Linked DNA regions of Homo sapiens: region 1 is linked to region 2. The links are chromatin loops, found by intact Hi-C in ENCODE. Cell type or tissue: IMR-90. All regions are shown on one strand. Each heading gives the region's core, and the rest is flanking DNA. Links, peaks and the distances in the headings are about the cores only.

The links. Peaks named below come from ENCODE experiments on the same cell type or tissue, not always from the same donor. Only the 100,000 strongest peaks of a DNase experiment are listed, where the experiment ranks them.
Region 1: a loop joins it to region 2, with 12 times the contacts of the local background. A loop is called at or near these places in 4 of 110 quality-filtered maps.

Annotation. Positions count from the first base shown.
Region 1 is chr5:165,207,080-165,212,470 of GRCh38, reverse strand. No RefSeq gene overlaps it. Among named protein-coding and RNA genes, the nearest start is that of LINC01938, 34 kb to the left of the region's middle. In IMR-90, for the core only: a CTCF peak has its summit at 3,142 (motif pointing right); no DNase peak of the experiment used is centred there.
Region 2 is chr5:164,502,155-164,507,545 of GRCh38, reverse strand. The region is part of intron 2 of LINC03000 (long intergenic non-protein coding RNA 3000); the gene reads right to left. All of the region lies in intron 2 of LOC102546299 (a long non-coding RNA gene), which reads right to left. Among named protein-coding and RNA genes, the nearest start is that of LINC02143, 37 kb to the right of the region's middle. In IMR-90, for the core only: a CTCF peak has its summit at 3,193 (motif pointing right); a DNase peak (open chromatin) is centred at 3,185.

The sequences.
Region 1 (5,391 bases), core at 105-5,104, 700 kb before region 2:
AATTGTGTTCTAATATAAAAAGATATTATAAAATATTTTAAAAAGTAACAGTCATATGAATTTCTAGAGTATTTTATCTTTTGTATGGTTGGGGAAGGGGAGCAGGAGGAGGAGTTTCTGATAAATATTCATATTTGTTTGTGAGTACATTGTCTCTGAGAGGAAATACCAAATGCTGCAAGCAGGATTTGCCTCTGGGGAAGGTAGCTGAGTGGCCAGTGTAAAGAAGGAGGTTTATTTTTGACTATGTATATATTTTCTATCTTTTAGATTGTGTATCAATGGCATGTATCACCCATTCCCCTCTCTGGCCTCAAAAAAAAAAAAAAAAAAGCGAGTATTACTCGTATGGCAAAAACAAGATGGCAGGAAGCTCAACCATGGCTATACAATCAGAATTACCATGGACCTTCTAAAAATAGGTTTATCAAAGTTTTACCCTAGAACAATTAAATCAGAGTATCTGGGTGGGGGGTTAATTTTATAAATATACACACACAAATATATGTGTATATATATGTATACATATATGCATAGAATATTCAATACATATTTAAAAATGCTAATTATATATAATTAAATGTTATACATATAAAACACACACACACACACACACACACACACACACATTTAAAGCTACCCTGGTGAGTCGAATATGTAAGCTGAGTTGAAAACCACCAGAATGGAATAATCAGTGAATCCTTCTTGGAGAAGACAGGACTCACTCTGAACTTGAAAGCTGGGTCATCCCTAGAAAGATGAATATAGACTGACTGAAATTTAGATTGCACTTATACATCTTGAGGCATCCAGCTAAATGAAATAAAAGCAGATGGATACTAAACAGGCCTGCTAAAAGAAAAAAGAGAGAAATAAACAAAAGCAGGATAAGACAGCTAGAAGAGGAGAGATAGGAGATTTACACGTGACTGATGATTCTTTGAGTAAAGAAATACAAGACATTTGTGATATTTATTATAATCATTAATGTAGGATTATTTGATACTTTAGGTGGCATGATAGTTAAGATAAATATCTCATTACTTATTTAAAACTATTGATAAATTTCAATACATACACGAACATACTTCTAAGCACTATTGACTGCATGCTACATCAACATACTTTTTGCAAAATGCTGCAGAAACTCTGACCACTGTCAAACTAACAAAATCTCACTGATATGTTTTTTTCCAGACTGGAAAAGATGACACTTTGCCAGGCAGGGGCTATATTTTTCAGCACAGAGTAAAACCAAAGGTGATGGAAGGGTACTACACTTAGTCTTAAGGTTGCAGATACACACCAAGTGTTTGACATATTGTATCACTGAATATTTTTTACTGAACTTTAATGTTGTTCCTTTAGGACGATTTTGACAGTCAGTAAAATTCAAGCCTATGGATAGATGTTAAAAGTAAATTTTTTCCTCCTATCCTTAGGTACATATATGAACCATTTTCAATTCGTATATTTAAAAGACTTCTGAAATCTGCCTGTGGCTATGCCCTGGAACACCTAGACAAATTTTTAGGTGAGAAATTCTATGAATCTGTTTACTGTAATTCCCTTCTGTGGGCAAGAAGTGGTATTGAAATCATGCCACTGTATAACTAATTTATGCCTCAATGATAAATTTGACTGCCTGAAAAAGTCAAGTTATTTAACTTTATTATGTATTTGAGGGAGAAAGTATTTTCCAAAATGCTCAGAGTAGAACTTGGCAGTATTATAGTCACATTTGGTCTTCAAAATATTCACCTATGACACTTGCAGGCAAAATGGTTATCACTCGGGAGAATAAAGTAGAATGACGAGCTTTTAAAGTAATGCTTACTGTGTCAGGCTGGAAGGGACTCATCCTTCTCTAAAGAACTCATCTTCTCTAAAGAGAAGAGATGGCCTAAAAGGTCAAAGCAGTTTCTATGTGCCTTGAAGTGCAGGGTTACAAGTGGACAGACATACACTTCAAGGACCCTCTGAGACGTTAATGTCCTATAATACTGATGTCACCTGCAGAAAGACAGTCCTAGGGGCTGTGCTGGAGACAGAAATCAAGTGATACAAGGTAAGACTTCTTTTCAGTAGAAAAGTGAAGATACGGTTTGCAATAATTAATATCTCGTACTGGTTCAGACTCATTCATTGCTATCGGAGCATGAGTGGCCATAAATATTAGTTGCATAAATTCAGTGAAGGCATCTGTCCATAATGAATGGGATCTGTCCTAAAGTGATCCAGAAGATATAAGAGCAACGCAGAGAATAGATTTCTCTGTGGCCTCTCCTAGAAGAACTTTGAGTGTCAGAACAGGTGAAAGGCAAAAACCTTCCTCTGGAAAAAAAAAAGTGCTCCTTGTCAAAATTTATTCTCTTCTGAAATAGCCAGAGAGAATATTACCTAACAGTTTTACAATCCCCTGGATTGTAACAAACCTATGACTTTTAAAAACTGTTGCTTGCTTTTTTAAAGTCCTGTCATTGATTTTATTTCAAAATTGTATTCTTTTATAATCACCACCATTTTAGAAAATGTGTTTAATCAAAAAGTCTACTCTAAGTGTCAGGACAAATTTTATAATCATGTTGTGCTCACCCCACCCCTCACTTCCCTGCACACACACACACACACACACACACACACACACACATTTTTAGCATAGTGATACAAACTCTTCCAGGGTAAACTATCAGATAACAGAGGTTGTCAGTATTCTTTAAGATAGCCTTTTGAGAATGTAGTCATTTTAGTTATCTTAGTTTAAGATAAATCTGCCATGAGATTATTCATTTTTCACAAAGTTATTTCTACCATGAATCTCCTGCTTCATCTGAAAAAAAAAATCTATGGTCATGTGTTTCAACACCAAGAAATACACCTATTTCTGTATGAGGACAGGCATTACTATTCTTGTGGTCATCATGAGAGTCATAATCCATTCACCCACAACACTTTTCAAAAATAGCTTCTGCAAATCATCAGTTCATGCTAATTCATGTGGTTTTCTGAAATATTTATTCCTGTTACTCCAATAACATGTTACATAGGTTATGTGTTTGTATTGATAAAAATAACAAAATAGTAAGTTTTTTGTATTTGCTATCTTCCTGGGGAATTCATTTAGGAATGGGCAAGCAGGAAAACAAACACCACTAGATGTCGCTATAAACAGACCATTTTTTTTTTCTGATAGATTTATTTTCTTGCATTTCCAGATTTACCAGACTGGGGGAAATTCTTTCTGGCAGTATTGATTCCATCTAATCTCTGGTTTGTTTAGTCAAAGGTTATGAACTGCTAAATTTACATTCTTTCTTGTGTCCCTTTGCACATCTGCAAAACAGTTTTTGTTAAGGAAAAATCACAGCACAGGGATTTTAAAATTGTCACCATTTTATTAATTAGGTGAGGGTGTCATGCTGAGTCAGTCAGTTTGTTATTTCTTAAGGAAGATCTTGTAGTGAGTTTGTCTCTCATTAGAGAACTGGAGGACCAGACAGATTAATGCACATGTGCTACGACATTAATTAGAGAATCAGATTGTTCACAGAATAGATAATTTGATAGTGACAATGGAAAGAGCAATCAGCTGAGCGTCTTTTAGAAAGCATCTAAGGGGCTTGAGTTGAGAAGAAAGTCCACTATGACTTACTCAAGTTAGATGTCAAATGGACACTAGAATGATAAGATCACTGAGTTACAGAGACTTTAGAAGTTTTCTAGTTTGTTTAGGTTTTTCGTATCTCTTTCCATTCAAAGCAGAATTTTTTCTATAAAACCCCTGAGCAGTCATCTTTAAGAGCATATAATTTGTGTCTCAGTGGAAGTTTCAGCAATTATACTGCAATTATATTTCTTTGTGCAAATCTGCTTAATGCATTTTGGCCAAGAAAGGGATATACTGCAACCAAACTATCCCGCAAATTGTAAACCACATTTAAAAAAAAAATATGTCACATTAAATTGACTTACACAAACCAAGTCTTAATTGGAAATATCAGCAATCAGCTGCTAAAAAGTCCTTAATAATAGACTGGTGGAGTTCGAATAACAGCAGCGACTGAGTATCAAACTTCCTTGTTAGCTGACATTTAAAAATTCACATTTTAAAAATGACATTTAGCAGACGAGATGATGATGCAAATGAAATCTATATTTAGGGAGGGGTGAAAAACAGCATCTAATTTGTAGTGATTATATATTCTGTTCTACCTGTGGAAATTCTGCTCAAGTTTCTCTAGTGTTCTTTATAAGTATCTCTTTCTCTCTTCCTCTGTCCTCTCTCTGCTCTCTCCCTCCAATTCATTCTCCTTCCCCCTGACCCCTCCCCAGCTGTCTCTTCCCTTCCCTTTTCTCTCCTTCTTCCTCCTTCTCTGCAATGAGAAGCTAAGGACATGGAGAAAACATCTGTAGTCATTCCAATCAACACACAACCAGAAGACAACCAGCACCAGGCCAGGCATGGTGGCTCATGCCTATAATCCCAGCACTTTGGGAGGCTGAGGCAGGAGGATCACCTGAGGTCAGGAGTTCGAGACCAGCCTGGCCAACATGGCGAAACTCTGTGTCTACTAAAAATACAAAAAAAATAGCTGGGCATGGTGGTAAATGCCGGTATTCCCAGCTACTCGGGAGGCTGAGGCAGGAGAATCGCTTGAACCTGGGAGGCAGGGGTTGCAGTGAGCAGAGATCATGCCACTGCACTTCAGCCTGGGTGACAGAGTGAGACTCCATCTCACACACACAAAAAAAAGACAACCAGCACCAATTGCCAGTCACCCGATGAACTACCTTAGACATAGGGACCAGTGAAATATACTCAACCCAAACTCCATTTGACTGAAAAAACAAAACCCAAGCTAGAACCACCCAAATGATCTCACCCAATTTACAGAACCATGAGAGATAATAAGTTGTTATTTTAAGCTGCTAAATTTTAGTGTGTTTTGTTATGTAGTAGCAGGTAACTGGAATATAGTCAATTTGTTTTTGAAGGAAAAAGGGGAAAGTTGTAAGAACATCCATAGACAGATAACTTGAAAGGAAGTCTCTGAGCTTCTGACTTACGCCTAACGTTAGCAGGATATTCTTTTTCTCAACCTTTCACGTGGGATTTTCTTTCTATTGCACGTGAGCTCTGAGTTATGTTTTCCCTCTTCATTTGTCATTATTATCAATTTTCCTTTCGTGCAGTCATTTTTACATTTCACATTCATTCATTGTCATTGGTTTGCTCTTTTATTGCAATTTTGAATCTCATTAAACAGACTTAAGACCAATGAAGTGCTCAAGCATACACACACTTAAAAATAAGCTTTAGGTCCGTTTTGTAAATCTGTATGTTGGAGAAGGTTGAGCAGCAAAGAACCCCAATTTGCCAAATGATGTGTA
Region 2 (5,391 bases), core at 119-5,118:
TACTACAACTTAATGTTGGTCTTATTTTTATAATTATATAACTTACAGAACTTTTCTTACTTCCTTTAAAACATGTCTCTGCTTGAATTCTCCCAGAATACACTCCCTGATGGATTGCCCCAGTCTTAAAAACTTAATGCACCCTACACTATTAGGACTAAAACAACATTTCCAACACGGGATTCCATCAAACACAAGCACTAGACGATGTAAACAGGTCCATGGCTGAAAATAACGCTCCTTCAACAAATAATCACGTTGAAGACCAGGTATATTATGTATTCCTCTGGCACGCATAATAAACATTTGGCATGTATAATGAGTATTAGTATCATATTGAGGTTCAGAATTCCTGAACCACTGTTCACCCCTCTTTCCCAAACTTATTTGTACATGAAACACCTTTTCCCCCATAGTTTCCCTATTACTAACCCCAGGTAAAGTCTTCCAAGGAACAACAATGGAGAAAATGCTGGCATAATTATGATTCAAACACATTCACACAAGAATCAACTCTGTTAGAGAAACATTCTGTGACAGGTGAGGGTTTCCTAGTTGGCAACACATTAGGAACCAGAATGTTGGCGGTAATTATCAGGTGGGGTTTTCTGAGTCTAATCCTATGTTCAAGAATATTTCAACTTGGGAATTTAAGATTGAGAATGACTAAATTTATAGTAAGGAATAAGTGTGCATGTGTGTATATAGCATATGATATACAATAAGAAAATAAAACAGATAAATGATAGATAAAGCCAATAGAGTTTTAAATCTGACATGCATTTTAAAGTCTTATTCACTAAGGAATTTGTGTATTTCCTAATCACATTCACAGTAAAGAAATTATCTCAATTTTTGCCCAGATGCTCCCTCTTTGCTATCTTCTATAACTTAGGGTCTGCTAGTTCTTCTTTGTGTCTCTCATAATCAGTATTTTTGTCTTTTATCCCTCTGTAAGAATGGTGACTTAATTCTATGGATGTTAATATCAATGTCATAAATTCTCTTTTATGTTTAAAAAACCATGTCTACACATGTATGCACACAGAGGGAGCAAGAGAAATGATTACATAATGATTCTATGTTTCTAAGCTTATTTTTTAAATGACTTGAAATTAAATGTATGAAGTTGTTCTCAGCAGTTCTACCTAGGGATGATAATAAAAAAGCATGGGGGTATATGGCATTTAATTTTTTTTTTACTATCATCCTATATTTGACACACAATTTGACAAAGAAAAAAATAACAGCAGAATATGCATTCATCATCTGCAATGATTGCAAAGTACATATTAAAGCCATGCTGTAACAACTGCACAGGTTCCTTCAGTGTGCTCCAGGTATTATCACACAAGAGGGCTCCAGGCTTTAACTATCTGTCAATGTGATTTCGCTCTGTCTCATAGCTTTTGCTTTTGCTCTCTTCTGTGTTTCCTTAACCTTCCTTGGTCATTGGCTTTTGGTCTCATGGCCTGCATTTGCCCGGTGCTGCAGCAGCAGGAGAGGGCTTTGGCATGCTTGCTCTTTGATAAAAATCATAATTTTTACATTTGGTTCTAGCTGAAAGCAGACCTCGCATATTGCACCATATTAGATGATGGGCTATCCAGAAAATGCTGTTTTACAAGCCCTTTGATAGCAGCAGCCCCAGGGTTTACTATTTCATCCGTCTAGGTATGCAGTTCCTAAAAACTGCATCAGCATTGTGCTTTGCTCAAAGGAAACAAGCCACAAAGACTGGCTGATAAATATTGATTAATCAAAATTGCAAAATGCTTATTTGTAAAGTACAGTTTGGAAATTAAATGTTTTATATATGGTTTCCTTTGTGGTTTGGTTTTGCCTTCCAGGTTATCTTATGTGCTTTTTGAATCTGGTAACATATTTCTTATATCTCTCCCAATAACTCTGTAGGATATTTTACAAAAGCAAAGGCATACACAATGCCTATTGCTTGAGAAAATGTACACAAAGCAAACTAAATATGCCATGGAAAGCTAATGATTGAAATCCTAATTTCCTTTGGCTTCATTTTTGAATAGAGCCTGCAAGATGAGTCTAGAAAGGAACGATATTGCCTAACAGGATTTTAAGGGTCTGCAGTGTTCATTCATGCATTAATTCTCTCAGCCACACAAGATCCATAAAATGCTTTCTGTACTGATGCTGAAAGAGCTGGAGAACAATTTACAATGTTTGTCTTCAAGTAGCTTCTAGTCCAGTGGTGAGGCATACATGGAAGTTGATGATTACAAATACCAGATGGCAGGTCCACTTGGTCTTCTTAAAATTGGTCCCTTAGCCTGCCATCTATCCCAGACAAGGGGTACATACATGTTCCTTATCTTGCATATATGCATAATTTTAACTTAGGAAAAATGCCTTCAGGATCTAGAGCCTACCAGATCAGGATTCTGCAGTCACCCATAACTTATACTCCAGGCATCTTCCAAAATGTATGTCAAGCCATACCTTAAATATATAAATTAAATACATATAAAAATTAAATACGTTTATAAATTATACATATATATGTGTGTGTGTGTATATATATATATATATATATGTTACTTTGGCCAAGGTGATGGAATGTTGGCTCAGAGCAAGAAAACTACACACACAAAATGGAGGGAATGGCTGTATACAGGCTTTCCCTAAACAGTCATAAAAATACTTTATAAAAATGAAAATATAGCCAGTGGTGAGTGGCCTCCTTTATACTGATAGAGTATTAATTTGGAAAGAGAAAGCATTTGCAGATGCTTTGATGCTGCTCTGTCGTTGCTTTATAAAGTTCTTAGCAACATTTTTGGCTGTTATGTACGTTTCTTTTGTTTCCAGTTTGTTTAAACTACTGTATGTGTGTGCAGGGAGGTATGTATGAGGGGTCCATGCAAGTAGAAACTCCATTTCCGAGGCTCCAAGCTGCTCTAGCAGAGCAGTTGAAATGATCTTAAATAAAAGTAGAATCATTCCAACACTGCCTGTGAAAGATGATATTAACATGAGGATCATAAAAAATCGATTTCCAAATTGCCATTGGGTTGCTAAATAGCACAGGGAGGTGAGATGAAGAATTAAGAAGCAAACGGAAACTTAGATATCAGAAACAGCTCAGAGGAGGGCCGAATGGAAGGGAAAGGCATAAAATGATTTTGCCAAAGGCAGCTGACAATATGCATCAGAACAGCAGGGGGAGCTATGGTATTGCAGTTGTCAAATCTCAGTTTTAATAAAGAGAAGTTTCAGATTTATGGTTCTAGCAAAGAGGACATGTTAGTGATTCTTACTTTTGTAATAAACAACCTAGCTACAGACACTGGGTTGAGCTTTAATGATCTGTATCTTCTATTGAGGCCAGGAGCGTGATCAGCACTTCCTGGGCTTTGAACAGAAGTGGTCTGTTTTACACACCGATGTGAATGAATTTACCCTCGGGTTGGTGTTTTTCTTTCTAAATGTATAGGTTTGAGTTTTGAAAGAAATCATTCTTGCCTTTGGTTAATTAAGAGGAGAAACTTGCTTTGTGGGAGAAAATGTGCAAAGTGTCAAGTAGGAAGCTAAGGAAAGTTTTCTAAATATCAGAGGTGGTTTATTTAATTGTTGATACAAGCATTTTTTTAAACAGTTTCAGTTGGCAAAGATGTAACTGACAAGTGGCAGAGTAGGTGAATGTGTACACATCAACTCTTCCATAATAACGTGTCCTCCTACCTCCCATAAGCAACTAATTTCTTAGCTGTTTAGGCTGCCTCCTGAAAATAACTATGTGGTTTTTTTTTTTGTTTTTGAGATGGAGTCTTGCTCTGTTGCCCAGGCTGGAGTGCCCAATCTCGGCTCACTGCAACTTCCACCTCCCGGGTTCAAGTGATTCCCCTGTATCAGCCTCCCGAGTAGCTGGGATTACAGGCGCCTGCCACTATACCCAGCTAATTGTTGTATTTTTAGTAGAGACAGGGTTTCATCACATTGGCCAGGCTGGTCTTGAATTCCTGACCTCAAGTGATCCACCGGCCTTGGCCAACCAAAGTTCTGGGATTACAGGCATGAGCCACAGCACCTGGTCAACTATGTATTTTATTCCTATTTAGGTTCTTACTTAAAATAGATGACTAGGTGTAGGCACAGTGAACTGAACTTATATCTCCTAGATCCATCATTATTTAAAATTACTTGGACACCAAGAAACCTGCCCATCTTCTTTTAAAGCTACTAAGACATTATTCATGAGTGGACTCCCAGTATCCTTTGGAAATGGTAGCAGGGGTGACAGCCCACAGGACAATTGTATCTAAAAGGCATCTGTCAAGCAAACTCCCTCTAAACTGAAATGATTTATTATAATTCAGGACACTGTATTAGTTTGCGAGGGCTGCCGTAACCCATTACTAACAAACTGAGTGGCTTGAAATAACAGACATTTATTTTCTCGTAGTTTGTGGGTTAGAGGTCCAAAACCAAGTTGTAGTCAGCAGAACCATGTTCTGCCAAACGCTCTAGGGAGGAATCCTTCCTTGCTACTCTCTAGCTTGTATTGGTAGCTGGTGATCCTTGTCATTCATTGGCTTTTAGGTGCACTGCTCCAATCTCTGACCCCATCGTCACATCACCCTCTTTTCTATGTCACGATGTCCTTCTCCTCTTTTTATATAGACACCAATCACTGGTTTTAAGGCCCACCTGAAATCCATGATGATATCATCTCAATCCTTAACTAACGACATCTGCAGAGACCTTATTTCCAAAAAAAGGTCATATTCTGAGGCTCTAACTGGACATGAATTTTGGGGGGACACTGTTCAACCCATTATAGGCAAAAGTAAAGGTAAATGAAGATTATTTTTACTGGTTTTAATTGAAACAATAAAGAGAGGCAAATTAGTAAAATTGTGATGATCTTAAAGATGTAAAACATGAGAAAGTAAGTACTTAGGAAAATAAATACAAATATGCTCCCAGCAAGGGCTTACATACTGTTTATTTATTATTTTATTTTATTTTATTTTATTTTTTTTGAGACAGAGTTTCGCTCTTGTTGCCCAGGCTGAAATGCAATGGTGCGATCTCGGCTCACTGCAACCTCCACCTCTCGGGTTTAAGTAATTCTCCTGCCTCAGCCTCCTGAGTAGCTGGGATTACAGGCAACCCCCACCCCAAGCCTAGCTAGTTTTTGTAGTTTTAGTAGAGATGGGGCTTTACCATGTTGGTCAGGCTGGTCTCAAACTCTTGACCTCAGGTGATCCACCCGCCTCGGCTTCCCAAAGTGCTGGGATAACAGGGTGAGCCACTGCACCTGGCCTATACTATTTATTAATGGAGTTGAAACAGAACTAAAAAAGTGGCTACACCAATAAGCTGACTTACAAACTGGCTGACACATTTGACCGCTAA